Regions from separate parts of the Homo sapiens genome. Here region 2 is linked to region 1. Evidence: read pairs that join two places in POLR2A ChIA-PET (ENCODE). Cell type or tissue: IMR-90. All regions are shown on one strand. Links, peaks and the distances in the headings refer to the core of each region. The heading gives the core; the rest is flanking DNA.

Region 1 (11,590 bases), core at 1,929-9,928:
CAGCTATGATAAAATCTTGGCAATCCTTTTTGTGGCATGTCTCTGAAATATGTCTCATTCTTTCCATTTTTACTACCATTGTCTCAGGCCAGGGATTTATCATAGTCTCTTATCTAAATTGTTACAAAAATACCCTAGGTAGTTTTCTTCTTCACTGTTTTCTAAAAGCATTAGCATCCTAAAACATTGATTTTTGTAATATTATTCTGCTCTTCACAAAACTTTGGGTGGTTTACCCATGGCTATGGGATGAACTTCAGGCTTCTAAATATTGTAGTCTTGTTGTGTCCTTATCTAGTTTCTGTCCACCTTTTCCAGCTGCATGGACTTCCAACACTCCAACAACGAAAGCCCTCTAAACTGGTGTGTTTTCATCTCAAGTGGGCATACAAATCACCTAGAAATATCGTTAAAATGTAGATTCTGATTCAGAAGTCCAAGGATGGAGCTTGAGATTCTGCATTTCTAGCAAGCTCCCAGGCGATGCCAATGCCTCCACTCAAGCCTCTGTTGGAGTAGGAAGGCTCCGTCATTGAGCGTAGATGCCACGTGCTTCTGCCTGTCTGCCTTATGCTGTTTCCAGGCTTGAAGGTTCTTCATTCACCTCTCTGTCTGGTGAATTCCTATAGTCTGAAGATCTAAATCAAACATCATCTTCTTAAAACCTTTTTTTTTTTTAACCTTTTTCAGGAAGAATTGATCATGTGTTTTCTTTTTTTCTTTTAATATTTTTAATTTTTGTGGGTACATAGTAGATGTATATATTTATGGGGTACATGAAATATTTTGATACAGTCATGCAATGTGAAATAAGCACATCATGGAGAATGGGGCATCTATCCCCTCAAGCATTTATCCTTTGTATTACAAACAATCCAATTACACTCTTTTAGTTATTATTGACTATAGTCACCCAGTGGAATCATCTGTCTTTTTACAGTACTTTGTCGATATTTAGTTGTATATATGGTTTTCTTTTTAAATTGTGCATTCCTTAGAGGCAGTGATGGTGCCATCACAGTTGGGAATAAAAACGTCATACCCAAAGAAATTATTATATCATGCATAGAGTGTATATTATATAAAGTATAAAGTATATCCACAAAATCCCCTGGAAATACAGGAGTACCTGAAACAATTGCCATATGTCTATTATGTGCTAGTTTACCACACTATATTTAGTGCATAGCAGGTGTGCAATACCGATTTGTTGAAACTGTTTTGAAGAATTAAGTCCAAAAATTGACTACAAAAAATGCTAGTCTGGTTGTCCGACTTTGGGATTTTCTGTTGGAAAATTTGTTAGGCCATAAATTATTTTCCTGAAAAATGTATAATATTTACTATCGTACTTAATGATCCAAAAATCTGTACTGAATCAGAAGTAGAAATGTTAAAGTAATTACATTGAGAAGTCAATTTAACGAATACCTGGTATGTGACAGCATTATTTCTATAATTTTTTATTGCCCAATTTATCACTTTTATTGTTCATTTACTTATGTTATATAGTTTCAGAATGAATTATAATATCTATTCCTCTCCCCCATTTTTTTCCAATATGAGCCCTTACAAAGCCACAGAAAGCTTTTATGTGAACAGAGTTTTTATATTTGTTAAAGTGAGTCTATTTGATTCTTATGTGCTTTGGATAATTTCCCTAGAGTCTTTCCTTAATTATATCATACATGTGTTAAACAAGCACTTGCTTTCTTGCAGTCCAACTCAACTTGATCATCCAGAGTGGCCACAGGACTCAAACTGTGCTGTTTATTATCACTTAATGTCTGTGGTCTTCTAAGCACAGAATTCTGAGTAGAAAAGCAAAGCCTTTGCATGATATAAATATTTGTATCTCACAAAAAGCAGGAGAAATGTACAACACGGCTGGCACAGGTCATGACATGATGTTGGCCACCCCCACCCCCTCTTCAGATGCAAAACGGGAAATAACAAATATCATTTGTTACTATCACAATGAGGTAATTTTTCCTGTTGGGATATACAGAGAAAACTCTGTAAGTATGATTAAAACAACAAGAAATCTGATTTAGCTTTAGCTTCATACCCTGTTAAGAACTCCCTGCACAATTTTGGCCTAAATTTTAGTACATTATATACTTGTTATGAAAACCTTTAACTGAAGCTTTGCAAAATGCTTCCAAAATAGGCTTAGATCACCTAACAAATCATACATGCCAACAGAATAATGTTACTTCCTAGTTCCAAGTTTATTGTGTTACAGAACTTTAAGGATCAAATGAATATAAATTTACAAAGACACTACCGATTTTCCACTTGGAGCATGAACTGAATAATTTAAAAAGAAATGTAATAGTAATCCAAATATTGCCCAAGTTGTTCTTAAACCTATTAAACAGAGATGAGTAGGAAAGATTGATAATGTTGAAGGGAAAGGGAGGCTTTTAAAGTAAACTCCAGCAAAGAGTGAAACATTAATGTATCGGTTTGGTTGGAAGAGATCTGGAATATCAAGCAAACTCTACTTTGTAAGCTTATATTATATCATGATGGCAACTGCAAATTATAAATCAGACAGGTTTGTATTTCCATAGGCAAATGGAAATTTTCCTTCATGAATTTGGACAGTGTGAACCAGAGTCAATTCAACCCTGTCTGTGAATAAGTAGCTCAGTTTATTGAAGCATGATTCTTTAGTTTAAGCATAGAGATGGCTACTATCTATGCTGTGTGGGTAGCTAGCTAGCTTTGGTGTTTTTCATGGTAATGGGACACCCCATTCATGAAAAGCCATCCTAAAATTGTCCACAGTTGTTCTTTGCAAGGAACCAACAAAGAGGACTGTGGTCTGATTAGCATAACACATCTAGGCTTCTGTCTCTTGAGAATAAAAGCATGTGCCCCTTTTAGATGGTGAATCAGAGGCTTTATCTTTGCATCTAAGGGATGGTAATAGTGAATATTATTATTATACATGGAAATCATTGGATTTTGTCTCTCTTGCTTAGATTTTTATTTGGATAATATATTGAGGGTAAAGTACCCTGAAGCAAAGAAGAATGTCTGTTCCTGCTCCCCAGCCAAAGGGTGGTAAAGAGAAGGGCTTCCAGATCTGAAATACAAATAACTAGAAAATTGCAGTTTCCCTTGGGACTGGGGGTGGTGATTAGCCCATGAGACTAGTAACAAGAAGATGGCAAAAGAGAAAAATGCCCTGCTTGGGAGTGGTTTTGTTTTTTGTTTGTTTAATTAATTCATTTATTAATGTAACTGCAGTATAGGAAATAAAGAGCTATTTCCTTTGCTAAGATTAAAAGTTTTAAATGAAAACTCTGCAGCCATCTAAGAAAGTAAAAGGAGGGGAGTAAGAAATGACCACCACATGGCCATCTAAGGCACCAGGAGAGTTTTCTATGTCAGCAGGTAGAAGAAAGTGTCACACAGCAGAGGCATTACTAATGTAGGGAGAAGAATGTTCTGTCACCTCTAGTCATTTACAGACCCAAGAGATTGAGGCATTGTGAGATATTTACACAGCATATTTGGATTGTATGGTTAATGCTTGTTGCTTTCAGTTAAATTTCTTCCTAAAGTACTACATAGTGTTCTTTTCAGTAGGAAGCTTTGACCTATCCTATAGAAATTGTTTTGCAGTTGCTGAGTGGGGGCTTCATGTGAAAATAAAAGCCCCTTAAAAAAATCACCCAGTCCTTTGGGCCAAGGTCATCTTAACACTAGAATTAAATTATGCTAATATTAATTGAAATTCAAGGTGTTTGCCCTATATAATCCACTCATCTCTCCACTTCACTTTGCCTGCAGAAACAGTCAGACAGTAATTTTTATTAAAGCACAAACTCAAATGTAGGGTTCACTATAAAATAATTCAATGAGATTACAGAAGATATGACTAATACAAACGAGTTGGTCTTTGAACTTGTTTGATTATGAATAGAAATGCTGACTTCAAATTCCCTTGAGATGAAAGTTTGCTAGATTGATCTGTTTTCTTTATTTCTTTTGTCTTCTCTTTCTTTTCCTTTCAGTTCCTTTTTTCTTCCTTTTTCTCCCTCTTTTTTTTTTTTTTTTCTATTTTTTTTTTTTTTTGAGACGGAGTCTCACTCTGTCACCAGGCTGGAGTGCAGTGGCAGAATCTTGGCTCACTGCAACCTCCGCCTCCCAGGTTCAAGTGAGTCTCCTGCCTCAGCCTCCTGAGTAGCTGGGACTACAGGCGTCCGCCACCTTGCCCGGCTAATTTTTTTGTATTTTTAGTAGAGACGGGGTTTCACCTTATTGGCCAGGGTGGCCTCAATCTCTTGACCTCGTGGTCCACCCACCTCGGCCTCCCAAAGTGCTGGGATTACAGGTATGAGCCACTGTGCCCAGCGCTTTCTCTCCCTTTTTATTTTTCATTTTCATTCTCTTTATTCTAATGTCAAGGTAAACACCAGTTCTTGGTGACTTTTTTTTAAATAAAGTTTTTTTTTGCCTAAATAAGACATAAGCAACTTGATCCCTCACACTTAATACATCCAGTCCTAACTTGTATTGGAAAGCTAGTTCCAAGGCTGGTGTTTTGTATATATGGTGAGCCTAATACCACAGATGGCCTCTGTGTGGATGCAGGGACCCTACATTGTAGATTATTCTGAAAGTTCTACTATTAATAGCCAGTGTAATAATTGAACACTTTCTTGATTAGCTTATTTTGTGGAGTGGGGGGAGTGGAACAGAGGACAAAATGATTTCTTATGCTTACCCAGAGTATGGAATAACTGCGAGGCATTGCTTAAAGCTATTTAATTAAAATATTAAAATGACCAAAAAACACAGGAATCGCCAGCAATGTTACGAGTCAGCAGTGGAAATGTTCCTTGTCAATCATGGGAAGAATGCTGAGCTTCAACCATCTCAAGCGCATATAACCCCATTGGTTTTTCTTTTTGGCAGTCTTGGTCCAAAAAAAAAAAAAAAAAAACCACACCAAAAAAACCTCAAAACATTGATCATGCCAGGTTAGATTTTACCAGGGATTTAAAGTCACCACCACCCTCCACAGCCCTCATTCATGCTCAGCTGCTACAAATAATGGCCTAGCACGAATTGGTTTACAATCCTGGTGGACTCCTACAGAGCTAATAAATCCAGAAATATTACTTGGATGGAAACATATGATAATCACATGATGACTTTTTAAATACATTCCGTAGTCTCATGTATAAAAATAAAAAACGTGCAGGGCTTAGATATCCCTTCATTGTATCAAATTAAATTGGATTTAATGCCTGGTGGTGTGTCATCCAGCTCAGACCCATTTGCACAAGGCTGTGGAGTACAGAGCTGGTTCAGATGAATGAATAGCTTTCTCATGACTTCACCCCCACTCTGCTGTCTCTTTTCCTGTCCTTTGTATTGTAATGGAGGACAGCTGTGGCAGTGAAGTGAATATTAACTAACCCCAGTGCCTCAGCAGATTGTGACTTTAATCCTGGCAAATACCACTAAAATCAAAATTTAATTACACTCAGAGTAGCTCTGTTAATGCCTAAAAAATATTTAACAATTAGTGGTTGGCTTAATTAAGCAAACTGCCTTTCACAAAGCAACCTGAAAAGTCCTCCCAAGCCCTTCCCCCACCCCCACCCCCTTTTTTTTAATCCCTTAGACTAATTAGTCTGATGTAAACTCACAGCACTTCATTTACTGTTACTGAGTCTGCTGTTTAGCTGATCTAGGCTCTGAGCTTAACAGCTTGTAATAGAAGGGAAGTTGTAAAAAGAAAGAAATTAGGTTCACTGCACACAGCTAGTTAATAAAAAAAAATCCTTTTAATAAACCACCAATCATCGCTAGTCATTTCCTCATTCATATACATATATATGTATATATCAGAATGGCTTATTTCAGTTACAATATTAGTTACAGGAGATTCAGGAAAGCCAAATAACAAATATATTAGTGAAGAATCACTTCTATCAAAATAATTATTCTGTGTCCATATAGATTGAAAAATACTATTTACATATAAATTTGGAAGAGACAGATCCTTTTTTGTAAACTAAACAACCAAAGAAATAAAATAAAAAACAAATGAAGAATGATGGAAAAATCATTAAAATTTAAATCCCATTCTCTGATTGATGCGTGATACTACCTGACCTGTTACATGTTCATTCACTCATCCAAACATCAAACATTTATTAATGATATAATGTGACTCGATGGGATGATACAAATACATTATTGTAAATCTGTACATTGACACCTATAGAATGTTTTAAAATGCCACAACAGAAAAGTTTATATGACCTATCTACTGAGTATCATTTTCTACTTGGATTCTTAGAAAAGACCTTGCCATTAATAATTGCGAGAATAAAACACAGTAACACTTCAAAAGGTCTCTTATTCAGCAAGCTAAGAAAAGAAACAAGAATCATAAAATAACAACAAAAATATTGCCATTGAGAACCAAAACAAGTCCCAGAGCTATTAAAGGAGCTTAAAGACCACTGAGTCCAGCTCCATATTTTACAGAAGAAAAAAACTGAAATTCAGAGAGTTTAAGTGATTTTCCAGGGCTATATGAAGAACTATTATCAAGTTCATCAGAAGGTCACCTGAGGCCCCTCTAGGCCCCCATTCCAGGCATGTTCCCTTTTATCTGATATTGGATACAATTATAGCAAGATGCATTATTTGATTTCCCAAACTGCAGCAGATTAGAAGTCACAAATTAGAGGCTGAAAGAGAATTTCTAGAGGCTTAGTGTTCAGATGCTGTGAAACATGAGAACACATGATAAAATTTGGAACCTGCTAAGCAAAAATTAATCTGGACAAGATGGTCTCTTGGTAACACTCAAATCTAGGGGACAAATAAATGTCAGAAAAAAATTCTTAATTTTACAATGCAGAACTGTGCTGCCTTTGATCATCCTATTTGATTGTGTATGCATAGTATTTGTGTGTGTGGGTGTGTGTGTGAGAGAGAGAGAGAGAGAGAGAGAGAGGAAGGAGAGAGAGAGATTCTCTCCTTCAGGGCTTTTAAGATAATACTGAAAAAGATTGAGATAATAAGCTAATTTAGTGATTTTCTTTTTGAGACTATCAAAAGAAAAATATTTTTCTCTGCTCCTAGAAAGTGCCTACTGAGGGTTTTAGTGTAAGTGATATGTTCATTTTTCAATCTAGGAAATAAAAACCTGTAATCTCCCCCATATGAGATGGTTTCACCTGTATGGATTTCTTTAGGCCTTCCTTTTGTTTCATATTTAAAACTAGTTTTTGAGAATTTTGGTTGTTGCTTTAATTCAACAATTAGGAGACAGAAATGAAGACAGCAAGTATCATTCATGTGTATGTGTCTAAAAGGATGTTAGGTACACCACACCTAACTGCAAGCACTCTGCAACCCGGTACAATTCTGTACATTTCCATTTAATTGGCAGGCTGTGTTTCAAGTCTCATGGTTGGTTGAGGATGAAGATGAATTTGCAGTTCATAGTACAGAAGAGGAAGTACATATGGTTTGTGATTGAGATACTTATGTTTTGACTGAAGAATTGTGCAGCATCTGGCAAGTGTATAAATCCTTCAGTGGCAGCTATTTAACTTTTTAATACCAGAGGAAACAGCATATTATATTTCAAAATTGATAGCTTTGAAAAATGGGTATTAACATGATGATATAAGTGGATACAAAATCTTCTTATGGGTTTTCCATGAATAATTGTACCTTAATGGTATATGCAACTTATGTTTCAAATTCTTTTGTCTATTAGTCGCATACATATATCTTTATTTCTTCTTGAATGTATGCTGCATAACTATTAACCAAATGTTCATTCACCATCAAGTTCTGTTTCTTCAGTGTGTTTTCTCATTCAAAAGCATATAACAATTCTCCTTAATGATACAAATAACCCACTTCTAATGGACTATTATGCCTCTTTTCCATTCTTGAAAAGCATTATTGCTTTCAGGTTTTTAGTTAAATGCTATACAATTTCAAAATAGTATAATACACTTAAATGATCTTTAAGTTTCTCTTTAAAAGAGCAGTAAGTATTAAAAGCCAAACAGAAAAATTGCCAAAGTCAGTTCACCTCAATTCAACTGTCAAAACTTTTCATGTGAAAAATAAATGGAAATGTTTTTCTATTTCAAGTAAGCAAATTTGTGGGTACAGCATTCTCTTTTGACTCTGAAAATCATTTGAAAACCAAAAAGCTTGTCCATGTTTGTTTTCAATTTGCAAAAAGTCAGCTGCATCCGTGAAACAGGCACTGAGCCTCATTATCTTGGCTAATAGAGAAAGAACTGCCCTCTCTTGAAAGGTGCAATAAATCTTTCATGTTCTTAAGTATTGCTTCATGTTCATCAGCAAGAATTTATCTAACAGTGTGCGACTAACATAAACATGTAACATCACCTCTTTCCTACTTCATACGTTGCCTACCCACGCAAACACACACACACTCACATTCAAACTAACGTGCGCACATACACTATCCCTCCCCCAAGCCTCTACCACTAATGCCCTAAGAATGAGAAGAGAGGCCGGGCGCAGTGGCTCACGCCTGTAATCCCAGAACTGCGGGAGACTAAGGCAGGTGGATCACTTGAGGTCAGGAGTTCCAGACCAGCCTGGCTAACATGGTGAAACCCCATCTCTACCAAAAATATAAAAAAATTAGCCAGGTATGGTGGCATGCGCCTGCAATTCCCAGCTACTTGGGAGGCTGAGGCAGGAGAATAGCTTGAACCCGGGAGACAGAGGTTGCAGCAGTGAGCCGAGATTGTGCCATTGCATTCCAGCCTGGGCAACAAGAGCGAGCCTCTATCTCACAAAAAAAAAAAAAAAAAAAAAAAAGGAAAAAAAAAAAAAAGGAATGAGAAGAGAAATATACCCAACTAAATTCAATATTTGTTTTGATTTAGATTGCAAGATGATCTGTGTTTCACTGTATGGATTTATTTAATATTTGATCATGGCACAGGGAAAAAAACTTAATAGATGCTTGTAGTTGCCTGAAGTAAATAAAACTTTAACTTGTGCTTAAGATCTGTAGAAAAATAACTTTGGAAGGACACAAGGATCTCAACCTTTGTACTTCAGATGAATTTTACCATTCAGAACCAGTAATTTTCAACCTTTCTTAAACAGTTAACATCATAGTGATACTTAGTTGTTTCTTGTGTCCACTTGCAACTGTTTCTATTTCCTTCTATGAGATTGTCCATGGTAGTCAAGAACAGCTTGACACTCCCTATACAATAGTGATTGAGTTACCCCTTCTGTCTTGCAGGGTGAATGGCCAGGGTTCATGTAATTCTTCCTTTTGGGACTTAAATGCTTTCCAAATCAGATGTCCCCAACTGTTCTTTTAGGAGTCATCTTTCCCCATAATGATCAAATAGTGTTTTCAGCACCGATTCCACAGAATACAGGATGTCTGCTCTTTACCAAGTCTCCTTCCCTGCTGAGTTTCTGGCTGTCTCTGAGGAATAGTTCCATTAACTAAGTCTGAATGATTACTTGTAATTTTTAAAAGCTTCCTAGCTCAGGCCACTGCCTTCTGGAGCACAGCAGCCTACCTCTTCCAGGCTGCTAGTCTTCATCCAATAACTTTTCAGTCTCTAAGTAGAATTTAGGTAGTATTTCCAAATTCCTGACATCATAATCTTCAGGATTCTGGAACTAGAAATAGAAATTCCTGGAAATTCTAAGACAGCCCTGAAATAATATGTTTTTTTCCATTTTTCATAATACTTTTCCTGTGTTCATGAGTGGTAACGATAAACTATGAACCATTTTTATATAAAAATTTAAGAGGTTTTATGTAAAATATAATAATAAAAGCATGATTTTCACAGCATTGTATCTTTCAGTAACATATAAAAATGATCTCCACCTGGTATGGAAATTGGATAATAAAACATTAAAGAAAATGACATTTATATGAAATAAGTGACAAAAGCCAGTTAAATAATTGAAATGCCACATATATTTAATAATTAGAAGTTATATTTAAGATGAAATTTTAAAACTCACAAAGCATTAATTGCCTACTTATAGTCTTGGTCTTTTTTTCATTTTTCCATTGTCAGTTTTCACAAATATTCCAGTCCAGAAAAGTTTCATGTATTTTTCAAAGACGCTGATCAAATTTGTTAAGAATATGTCCACAAGCTTCTTAACATTATGCATTAGGATATATGTTGCTTCATGAATCTCATTTTTTTAATAATGCAAACATTTTGTTTGCTTGACATTGATTTGGATATTGTCACTTAAATTAATACTGCTTTTGTTAATAGAGATTTTAGATCAATTTCTGAATTCCTGTTGTAATATTCCACAATAACATCTTTTTCTATTTGCATGTTTTTTCTGTTTAAGTATTTACAAGAAACTCTACCATAGCACTTACCCTATTTCTGGGGAATGCCAGAGAATATGATTAACTAGCATTCAAATAACATAACATTTAGATCTTCTAGCAAGGCTAATAGCAACACATAGAATGGTATATCAAAATTACCAGTTTAAGGACTTATTTTGGTTCTAAAGCTTATTTCTTGGACCACCATTGATAGGATTGGTATAAAGTATATTATGTGAATAAGCTCATTAATATTTATATTATTTGTGAAAATGACTCACTGTTTGCAGCAGTCAGAGCCAAGAACACATCCAACTACAAGTAAGAGTGGCTAGATGAGAACTACTTCTCTCTTATGTGCTCTTCTCCTATTCATGAAAATGTCAGCCTTAACCCTTGACTCCCATGTCAGCATTCCCGGCTCTTGCTTTCAACTTGACATCAGTGATTTCTTCTAATCATACAGTCCTTATGTTGATTGTCAAGCTCCAAATCTTGTAGGAGCATTGAAATGCTTGTCTCCTGTTTTCCTGATTTTTTCGACTATTTGTTTTTCACAATTTAGGAGTGGAAAAACATATACATATTCTGAGATATACTGAGAAAGCATTTCTACATGGGAAAAGTAAACCCGAGTCATTTACATTCTTATTCCAAAGCTGTAAAATAGTGATGTTGTACCTGATTGTTCAACTTTTTATTTTTTTATTTTTATATATTTAAAGTGTCAAATATATAAAAATTAGAATAGTGTAATGAACCTCTGTGCATATATCATCCAGTTTCAACAATTACCAAAACATGGCCAATCTTTTTAAACTTACATATTTACTCACTCCTCCGCCCCCATTATTTATAACCCATTATGGGTTATTTTAAAGTAAATCCTATACGTTGTTTCATAGGTGCTAAATATATGAAAATCCACATACAAAAGATTGAAGTTGGACCCCTACCACACACCATATATAAAACATTACTCACAATGTATCAAAGACCTAAGCATAAGAGCAAAACTCTAAAATGCTTAGAGAAAAATTTTGTGACTTGGATTAGGTAACAGTTTTTTCAGATGAGACATCTGAAATACAAGCAACAAAAGAAATAAGAGATAAAAATTGGACTTCATCACAATTAAACATTTTTGTTCTTTAAAGGACACCATCAAAATAGTGAAAAAAACACAGAGAATGGGAAAATATTTGCAACACATATATCTGA
Region 2 (11,590 bases), core at 1,801-9,800, 96 kb after region 1:
ACATTCCAAAGATAACACATGCTTTGATTTTCTTGGGCTGTCTGCTGCTACCGTGTTTTCTCACTTAAGCAGACCCCAAGACACCTACCATGGCTGTCATCCAGTACAACCACTGGCTTGCAGTCATTCCTCTTATCCCCAAGCTCCCAGTAATCATTCATCAATATTTTGTCAGCACTTCTGTGCCTGATCCACAAGGATGAATGAAGCCCTTGACACATCTCCCTGGAAAAGTCTCATCCCTAGACCGTGGCACCTTTCCTTTGTAATACTGAACACAATTACAACTTTACATAAACGTGTCTAATTGTTGATGTAATGTTTATCTTTCCCTCTAGACTATAAACTCCATGAGGGGCAGTGTTGTGCCCAATTTTGTTTATCATTATGTAATGATATCCTTCATAGGGCTCAACCTACAGGAGTCACTCCATAAGTGTTTGTTGAATAGTTAAATAAATAAATCATTCTGAATGAAGGGGGAAAATGTGGCCCCCCAAGGAGTGCCAGAGTAAATTATATTTATGATATTTGTAACTGTCAAGAATGAGAGACCACCAAAAGAAATTATCACGTTTTTATGAAATTATCTGAGCAGTGAATATTTTTTATCATACAAGACAAATTATGAGAATATATAGCAAGGTTATGAGAGGATTCTAATAAAAGGCATTAGGGCTTTGAAGTGAGCAAGGATGAAGTAATGCATCTGGGGGGAAAATTCTAAATTTTATAAATAATGGACTGCAAATTATTGATTAAGTCCAGGAAAGAAACTATGTGTTAAGAACTGTTTTATAAAGATGAGAGGGCCATAGTATATGACTACCAATCAGGTCAAAGGAGGCTGGACTAATAGATGAATTATACTTCCTTAAATACTAATAGATGAATTATACTTCCTTAAATATAAGAGCTATCAACAAATGTCAAACTATCAAAGATATCATCAACAAATGAAATGCAATATATAAAATGGGAAAATATATTTGTAGTACATGTAATTGACAACAGACTCATAGCCAAGAGTACATATATAACTCCTATAAATCAATAAAGAAAATGCAGAAAATACAATTAAAAACTGAGATAAGACCCGAACAGGTAGTTCACAAACACACACAAAGCTCTCCCTATAATAGATAAGCATCGGCTATCTAGGGGGAGCTTTTAGAATGGATAAAGTTGAAAAGATTGACAATGCCAAATGTTGACAAGTATGCAGAGCAACTGGCATTCTTATACCTTTTTTTGGAAACGTATCTGAACCTAGTCATACCCCATGACTCAGCAATTCTACTTCAAGGTATACACCCAACAAAAATGAGTACACGTGTACAACAAAATGCAGATACAATAAACTTTATGGTAGCTTTGTTTGTATTAGCCCTAAACTAAAAATAACCCAAAAGTCTATAAACAGAATGGATATATAAACCATGTTATAGTCATACAATGAAATACTATGCAGCCATGTAAAAGAAGTTTCTGCTACATGTAATAATATGGAGGAATTTCGAAAGCATAACATAGATCAAAGGAGCTAGACACAAAGAGTACATGCTACATTAGTCCATTCATGCCAAGCTAAGAAACAGTTGAAAATAACCTCTGTCTTCTGTGTTAGAAATTAGGGTAGTTGTTCCCTGTATGGGGTAGTGTCTGGAGAAAAGGATAAGAAGAAGCTTCTGATGTTTTATTGGTGTTTTTTCCTTGATTTGGATGGTGGTTACACAAGGATGTTCACTTTATGAAAATCAATTGAGCTGCACACTCATGATGCTACAGCTTTCTGTGGATTTATTATAGTTCATTAAAATGTTTATATTAACAAATAATATGCTAGACTGTATCACAGATGCCATAAGGTAGTGCTTCTCCAGCTATGCTTCAAAAATAAGCTGCAAGACAGAAAAGAACAAACAAGTTGGGAAAATTGTCTTACTAAAAATCCTGTGGCTTATTCAAATCATCTTTTTTCACACTCACTTTATCACAGATCCTTAATAACAACTATTTACATTTCTCAGAGTTATTGTTCTCTGAAATACACTTAGGAAATCGTGACTATAAATACACCAGAATTTGCAAGGTTTCTACAAGAATGGGCAGGCTAGAAACTAGGACCGAAGACTTCAGTGAAACTAGCAGTCAGGAGAGAGCAGCCAGCTGAGTAATTTAAATGCCAAAACTCAAAATATAACAGGGACAGTGCAGCTTATCAGGTGTGACTGCAAGCAGCTCAAGTAGCAGAGAATTAGAAAAATGGAGCAAAAAAAAAATTACTTCATTTGAAAATTCCTCTGGATCATTAGGCAAGGCTAAAGGCTATGGCCAATATTTTCACCAACAAGAAACTTAAACATTGAAGCAGTGCCCATTACTCCATGCCAGTTTGTCTTTGAATTCTTTGATGAACTTCAATAAATCCACAGTCCACTGGAACCCTAACAGAGATGATAAACCAAGACCTGCAAATAAAAATCACAAAACCCTATGATGAATCAGGGCCTGTAAATATCAGAATGACAGTTATTCCTTTATTTATTTTTCAATTGACAAGTAGTCATTGAATGCCTACTCTGTGCCAGACATGGAGTGTGCAGTAATAAGCCAGAAAACTTGGTTCCTTGTCTTTATAGAGTTTTGCAGCAGTAATGCATATTAACAGAATAATTGCAAATATACATTAGCAAAAAGAAATCCTGGATGCTATGGAAGCCTCGAGTAGTTACTGATGTCTAATTTGTTGTCAGGATAAAAGTGGGACAAATAATTGTATTATACTATGCATTGCAGAAATTTCAGAGAATAACACAAATTATACAATGAAATAAAAGCTAAGCTTTTAGGACCTTGGGAATACATTTCTATGTGATTAGTGACTGTTCTGTATTTCAAAGCGATGTTGCTCTGCACTAAAGGATTTGGTTTTTTGTATGCTAACACATATTTTTACCTTGGGGTCAAGAGAAAGAAAAATCTGCATTAAATTATTGAAAAAGTGAGGAGTGTGTATGGGTACTCTTAATCCCAGATAACAACGTCTGTGCTGGCCTCTTTCAGATCAGAAGCAGCACCAAGGAGGACAGGGGTTTTGTAGATGACACGGGATACACACTGAAGTAAGAAGGGACAGAAAATGGCCTAGCTGGTGCATAACAGGTTTGGGGGAGCCTTGGAACATGAGTTAGAATACTCTAGCTCCAGTGTCCCAGTAAGCGTCAGAAGAAGATGTTCTTCTGAGACAGCTTCTCTGGTCTGTGTCTCTTGGCTTTTTCTATCCTGCTCCTACTGTGTTAGTTGCTATGACTTTCACTCTCCACCTCGTGGCATTTACTCCCTCATTGCTATTTTCTCATGTCTTCTACTTACTACTTTCTATCTGCTTCTCATTCATTTTCCATTCCGCTCTACCCTATCATCAGATCCCTTCTTCTTTGTGTTTCACATTCAAACATACCAAGAAAGAATTGTACTGGGACAGTTCTTCACTCTCCAGAAGAAAATTTACCTGTTGACCAAGTTCTCCAGCCAGATTACCTCTCTGATGCTAGTTCAGTTCAGCCCAAACAAATAGGAGGAGGGGAACTGTTGCCCAAGGACAATGCATGGTGGTGCCTGCTGGAGGAAGTACTAGTGTTAGGCTCTGCCTTCAGAAGGGAGTAGCAGTGTGGCACACAATCAGAGCATTCAGGCTTGCCCAGGAAAATGCCATTGTTCACCAATTAGGTAATAAAAACCTGATTTCTGTTACTATAGCCATTGGTCTGGAGAGACCTGAGTCAGGACTCAGCAGGGATGAATTGCAAATAAACATGGCAATCAGCCTGTGTGACCCCTTTAGAGTGACTTTACCTTTCGCCTTGGGGAAAATGAGGCTGCTTAGCAAAACAACGTAACTGACAATCTCTGGATTAAATGGGTAAATGTGTTAAGTCTATTATGTAAATCTATTTACTGTAACTTCTATGATAAAATATGTAATCCGTAAGAAAATCACAAAAGGTCATAAAATGAGTAGAGGCAACGTATGCTTAGAAATGACTTGGATGTAGCAGTTTTAGGAAAATATGAAGGCCTCCCACTGCAATGAATAGTACAGAAGTATGGAATTCTTGGAAGTAGCAAAATTTGTACATATAGGTAAATTCAATAAATTTCCAAGTTAGCTTGAGGAATTAGGATAAGAGCTAGAACTATCCTAACCTGTTCATGAAATTTTATTTATTTTTTGAAAAGGTGACTTATAAGTTGGTTGTAATGAACAGAGAAGTAGATGGATGAAAATGAAAAAAACTGGCTCATTCTCCATCCCTTGTCCTAAAACAGGATAGACTCCTTGTCCTGGCATTCTTCATGGTGGAGGTGGCTGGCATTAGAGTCTGTGTTATAATCTTTGTTAGCCCCTAATTTCTCCAGTCTGGTCCACATCACTAATTGGTTCTTTCAATAAGAGAAGACAAGGATGCTGGGTCAGGGCTCAAATATAATCTGAGCAAATACTTCTGTGGTTCCATAATTTGACCAGGGTTCAGGGTTTTTACAATACTCAGTTCCTGCTCCTTTCTATCGGAGTAGATCTTCACCAGTCCTTCCTCTAGAGTTTTATATTCTCAGAAACAGAAATCCTAATCTTATTGTTTCCGCTGCTTTATCTTGCTTAAGCAAAATTTTGCTTAACTAATGTTGAATGCCAAAAATACTCATGGCCAAATTATAAACCAGTAAAAAGCGTATCTAAGTCCTTTTGCTCAAAAGAGCATATTAAAAACCCTCACCTACTCAGTATCTTGACATGTACAAATTTAATATGACTCATCTTGCCTTTCTTCACAAGAAATGATCACATTCTTCATTAGGGAACTGCTTATACAAAGAATCAGTTAGTTAGAATTATGTGCCACAAATCCTTAAAGGGTCACCATGAGATATTGAGAAGTCTAATATTATAATCCTTAGGACATGGGATCCTACTCCAGCTCTACCAATTATAGCTCGATGCATTTAGACAAGTTATATAAATACTCTTTGCCTCTATTTTCCCAATCATAAAGTGAAAATAATAATAAGGCCAATTCTCAGGTTTATAGCAAGTATTAATTAATAAAGGTAGAATGCTCACACCAGTGCCTATCATCTAGTAAGCACCCAGTAAGTGTTTTATGAGTTGGAGTACAACCTTAAAAGTATTTAAGAAATTTATTAGAGAACAAACATGACAGTTCATGAACCATCTCTGTTATCATCAGAGACAAAATAATTGATTGGACCCAAGGCCTGATATGGTACAGTGACTCATGCACTATTAAGTTTCCAGACCAGAGGCTTAACATAATTCGAGTTGTCTATGCATTCTTGTCAAAGAAGAACCTAGCACTGTCCACCTGTCTCAGCAGCAGATACAAAAGGACCCCCTACAGGGAAGACACGATTTGGTGTTTTCAGAGGTGAATAAAGACAGCATTGCTTATATCTCCACAGAGACATGAATTCTCCTTTTGGGCCACCCCAAAGATGAAATGACATGTACAAAGCACGTTGCATAGCTTCTCATGTACAGTAGGTGCAGAATACAATGAGGGAACCATCATTTTCCCATTCACTTACATTTTCTGAAGTAAATGCATGAAGAGACTAAATACACATCTTGTAGCATTTTTCAAAACATGTTCTAAGAAACATTTTCCTCTAACCCCTCAACCTCCACCTCAACCCTTACCCTCACTGGCAAAGATTTCAAAGTTTACTTAGTTTGGGAAAAGTTATGTTTTCCTGTGTAGGATGGAGGAGTTTACAATGCTCAGAAGCATCTTAAAAGAAAGCCTGGAGAAAGAAAGCTATTTTAATCTTGCTTAGATTATCTGTTTATCTGTTGGCTTCCAGCAGCATTCACTGCTTTGCTGGGAACTGCATTGCTGGGAACTGCATTTACCTGGCTTTCTTGCCAAAGGAAGGAACTATCGAAAACTGGAAGGTACAAAGAGAGAGGAATCCAGTATGTTCTTATTTCACTTTCAGTGGTGTCTCTTTCAGGGACTGTATCTCCACAGTGGTCTCCTCTGGTTCTGAGACCACTGGAAAACTCTTCCCTCCATGGTCCTGGCTCCCAAAAGACAGCCTCAGAAGGGGTCTACTATCTCCTTCTGAAAGCCTGTGGCTCTGGAAATACCATTTGGTGGTAGAGGCAGTTTTTGCTTTTGCCCATCTCTGGGGTGCTCCACAGGTCTGTCTGTCTCTTCAGCTCTTGTCAACTTGCGTTAACAACTTCCTAGGTTAAAATCCCTCCAGTTTTTCCTGTGATCATATTAGAACTCTGATAACACCATGAGTATTGTTCAACATATATAACAATGCAGAAGGTTTTGTAACAAAAAACTATTGTCATCCTTACTGGGGATATTTTGAGCTGTTGGGACATGTCTAAGCCACTCAACAGACAAAGCAGATTTGGATGGGTCAGACAATTTGAAAAAATACATACTTTATATTTACATGATTTTTTTTTTGGTTGACTATTTCCCTTGATGAAATTAAGCAGTTGTTAAATAGATGCCATCCCACTTTGTCCTATGTAGTCTGAGCCTTCATCTTATTTCAAATAATGGCTTTTCCCAAAGGAAGTGTCTCCTTTCAGGATATCATAATAAGCTAATGGACATAGTGATCAATATTGTGTGTGGTGGAACATTAGAAATGTGCCATAAAATATGGAAAACAATTTAGCCACTCTCTAATGCAGGCAGTTCTTGTAAAAACTATACATGAAAAACATGTACCCAACCATTTTTTTCATGCCTTACGACAAGATTAGATGCAATAAAAACCTTGTCTTAGCAAATCAGCATGTTAGAGGATGCTGTCAGCAATAACTTTGCAAAGACATGTCCATTACCAAAGAGGGGCATTATCCTAAATTTACTCTCATTGAAGATTGATGTCTGCTATAAGCCACCATCTGTCTCTAGATTCCATGGGATTATAATGCTGCCACTCTGCACAGTGGGGGTGGTTTGTGGCTTCTTTTCTTTCTGCTTTTGCTTTTCAGATTTGAAGATGGACAGGCAATTGTCAGAACCAAACGACAAAGTATGACTGACCATGTGAAGTGTAAGGATCAAGCCCAGAAAAACATTTTTTCCCCTTAAGATGCAGAATGCATCAAATGAGTTTTTGAATGTGACTACCTCACAGTGATTTATCCTAGTGAATTATCAGCTATTTTGTAATGAGAAGGTATATTTCAGCACATCTGATCAATTTCACAAACTCCCCAAACTAAATAGCTTAGTGACATTTTTAGCAAGCAAATAAAGATTTTCTTGTTCTGAGTATCTTGTTGTTGTTGTTAAAGGAATAAAACTTGTTAAAGCTTTGTATCAAAGCTACTTATCTATTGAATAGGAGCCTCCAACTTTCTCAATTACTCTCCTTTATCAGTAACGTTTAACTATTCAGTTCTAATAAATGTTTACTAATAAATTATACATAAACTATATACATATATATGCTATAATACCTATGTTATATACATTATAAAATATATGCAGCAATAAAAATACAGAACAATGAAATACAAATAAATGTACATAGAAGTTTGAATATTTTTACCCATAACCCGTGAGCCATCTCTACCAGACTGCTGGGTTAGAGCTCACAGCAGGCAGGCCATGTTGAGAATTCAGTTTTGATGCAGAGGTCCATTTAACTTGTATCTTTTGGGGTTAGGGTTACCACATAAAAATACAGAACACCCAGTTATATGTGACATACTTAGACTACAATTTTATTTATTTTTCACCTGAAATTCAAACCTAATTGAGCATCCTGCGTTGTTTATTTATTGACACCAACTCTAGTCACTGTCCAAATGCCTGTGTTTCCTCCTAATCCTTCCTGCCTATTCCTTTCCCCAACTCCCTCACCAGGTCTGCAATTGTTGTCTATTGGCACAGGGCTGACAGGTATAAGCCATGTGCTTTAGTATAATAATTTCTTTAAATGATATTGTCTGCAATGGGTTCTGTTTTGAGGTCTATCTCACCTGGTACCTCCCTAAACAGGACATTGCAAAGCCAGTCTTTGTATATCATCTAAGTTGATTGTGTGCATGCACATGTAATGCTGCCTGAATTGGTTCATTTATCAATTATTTATTCAAAGCCTAATATGTTTTAGGCAATGAGCCCAGTACTTGTGGCATTAAGAAGCATAGGGCATGATTCTGTTTCCCTCAGAATAAAATCCAACATCCTAAAAATGATCTATGTGGCCCTACATGTCTGGCCCTGTCATGGCCATGAAAATGCACCTCTCAACTCTCAGGCCATATCTGCATGGCCCATCTCCTCACCTCCTTCCGATCTTATTCTCAAATCCCAGTTTTTAAAAATGGCACTTCAATTGGTTACATTTCTAAAATGATACTACTTCTTATACTTAACATTTCTTTTTATTATTTTATTTTCTCATTAGCATTTACCATTAACCACCTCTATATTCACCTGCTTACTGTCTTTCTACCCTACTGGAATATAGATCCCATGAGGACAGAAAGTTTCCATTTTATTCATGGCTGTAGAATAATGCCTGGGAACAGCTTAGTTAGAACAGTGCCTGGAGCAGAGTAAATGCCCAATAAATACTTGTCAAATAAATGAATCTCTGTCCTCAAAGAGTTAGAGGTCTTATGGAGGAGACGCACAGCCATGAGATATTAATACCTTACTCCAGCATTTTAAGGATGGGAGGGCAGAAATACGAGGCAAGGATGATGCTTACGCCGAGTCATAAAAGTTCAGTCAGACAGAACTTGGGGGCATGCCATTCAGCAAACAGGTCACAACAAGGGGGCCAAAGACAGAGGTAGGGAGTGTCAAGAATGGAAAAAGAATGAAAGTGAGGAGAAAAAGGAGAGTTTTTCAAAAGAGGAGATAGGAAAGTCTCCAAGAACAAACTGCCTACTGAATAAATTAATCTAGAACCAATCTAGTTCTCATGGCTTCTGAAGGTAATAATAATAATAATTTAAATAATTATAATTTATTTAATGTTTATTATATATCAGATTTATTACTCTCACGATTTTGAAAAATTTATCCCCCATATAGAGTAGGTAATTCCACATTTAGAGGTGAGAAAATTGAGATTTGACAAACCTCAGAATAACTTGCAAATAAATATTAATGAGTGACATAGTAGGATTCAGAACCTGAGAACTTTGTGTGTTTTCCTTTATGCTACGCATTTTTCCCCCACTGGATTCCCAAAGCACCCTATCTGTATCTTGCTAAACACAGTGTGTAACCTCTTTCTTATTTATTTGTCCTCTTTTTACACAAAGATGAATTGCATAAATTCTGATTTTGATATTATAAAAGGGTTAGTATGCTTCAACACAGGTCACCAAAATTGGATGAATAAAGCATGCTTCTGTATCCCAACTTTCTGGCTTAATTCTAAAAACAAATTGAGGTTGAGTCTCCAGCACTTGTATTCAGACATTGTTTTATTAACCTCCCTAAGGTCCTGACTATGGACCTTGGTCCAAAGCAGTGTTTTTCCACCTTTTTTTCATTATCAATCATCACCCTTAGGGAGCTTTTCTAGACATTCTCTTCCTAATCCTGCCTTCTCCTGTCACCCTGGCCCTGCCTCAGAAACTTTGATGCCACACATATACCATATAACTGATTATATACTGTGGTCCTTTGGAAGCCCAAGCCATTGTAATATTTAATAATTAAGATCATTTTGGCCCCCAGAAACTAATGTTCACTCCTTTGGGGCTGATAATAGCTCCTGTTGACTTTCCACAGTGTAATTGATCTTTCATACCTAAAAACATCTTAAGAGTATAAAATTATTTTAGCAACTGACTATTGCTATAGTGGACAGGCTGAAGTCAGGTGTCCTGAGCTCTTGTTCTGGCTTTGCTTCTAACAATCTGTGTAATCTCAAGTAATTTCAGTTTTCTGGTTTTCAGTCACTTTAATTGTAACATAAGGGGCTGCACTGAATTAACTCCAAAATCTCTTGAGTTGAGAAACTTTATACAGTTATGTAATGATGTTATGAATCCTGTTTGATGGCTACTTTTCTAGTTTGATTTTGGAAACTACGTAGTTCATGGAGTTAAAGGTATATATTAATGGCTTCATTATGAGAAATCCATGGTACTTTTTGTGTGTTCTGCGTTTGCATTATAGGACAGCAATATTGTATTTTCATAGATGTCTTGATGAATATTATGAGCTTTTATTTCCTTGAAGGCCTATGCAGTATCATAGATGGAGGCCTGCATAATCTGGCATCATCAGAAAGATAGATTTCCTTCACAGTTCTGGGTCAGAGGTACAAGCATTCATGAGATCTTAGCTGTGTCGCTACACGAATTAAAATGGAGTAATGAATTTGTGCTGTGTTCCATGGCTTTAAGTTAGACTTGACCTTTGAATCACATTTAACAGAGTACAATCATAAGTCACAAATCAGAAAGGTTTAAGTAATGTTCTCTTCTATGAAGGAAAACTGATTTAATCCAATTTGATTTTATATAGTGTTCAGAATTTAAGGAACTCTAAAATATTGCTGTGAGTTACAGAAATCTATTAAAATATGAGAATGTTAGAATTTGGAGCATGTCATAAAATTTTAGCATGCACATATACAAATGAACTTTATTTGTATACATTATATAATGCATCCCTATTTTGACAGGTGTAGCTCATTTTAGTAATTGGAAATAGCAAGAATTAAATAATCAGAGAATTAATTTTCAATGCATCAGGGAGCTTCTTTATTCAAGAGAACTCTACTAGAAATTCTTTATAATAAATAATTATTTTATATTATAAATAATTTACTTTATTCATTGTTTCACAAATTTGTGTTCCGTGGGACTTCTATTTGGAGAGGGGTTCCTGCTTGAATTTATCCAGGTCTTTTCTAACTCCTCTGCTCTCTTCTTCATTTCCTGCTTTATCAGGAAGCGGAAGTTGCTTTTTACAATATTTCTTGAAGTGATTTAGATTTTTAAGATTATTTAGAATAACATATACACATGTGAAGAACCTTTTTTAAACTAATTTTGATGATTAAATATTTTAGTAGAAAATCTTGATGCTTTGATGATGACAAAGTCTCTGTCTCTTTACTGGGCTGTACTGAAGAACATTCCATCAAAGGTGAGAAGAAGAACAAGATAAGTGCATGAAGAAAATACGATACTTCACTCTTCCACATGTGTATTGAGATATGCTCACAATAAGTCTGTAGTATTTGAGATTTTCTTTTAACTTATAGTACATCAATATATTCTACTCATCACAAAAATATATTAATTTACCAACCCATTTTGCATAGTTGAATTTGGGAATATGTTATTTATGTGTGACATTATCATGTGTTATGTGTTATTTAAATGTCAAATGAAGACAAAAATTTTCTCAGAGGATTATTCTTAAATGCAAGAGATTAGTTAAATATATTCATGCATTAGACAGAATTAACTTTTAATCTGGTTTTAATCTGATGAACTAGTTCTTATCAAACTTAACCATTGCTTATTTTTGGAGAACTGTCAACTGTA

Evidence for each region. ChIA-PET counts read pairs that join two places held together with the same protein. Peaks named below come from ENCODE experiments on the same cell type or tissue, not always from the same donor. Only the 100,000 strongest peaks of a DNase experiment are listed, where the experiment ranks them.
Region 2: POLR2A ChIA-PET joins it to region 1 with 12 read pairs; 2 of 35 experiments call an interaction of 5 or more read pairs at or near these places.

Annotation. Positions count from the first base shown.
Region 1 is chr5:125,367,890-125,379,479 of GRCh38, forward strand. No RefSeq gene overlaps it. Among named protein-coding and RNA genes, the nearest start is that of LINC02240, 120 kb to the right of the region's middle. RefSeq lists an enhancer at 4,753-6,810. In IMR-90, for the core only: no CTCF peak of the experiment used is centred there; a DNase peak (open chromatin) is centred at 5,322.
Region 2 is chr5:125,463,755-125,475,344 of GRCh38, forward strand. No RefSeq gene overlaps it. Among named protein-coding and RNA genes, the nearest start is that of LINC02240, 24 kb to the right of the region's middle. In IMR-90, for the core only: no CTCF peak of the experiment used is centred there; no DNase peak of the experiment used is centred there; H3K27me3 peaks cover 884 bases.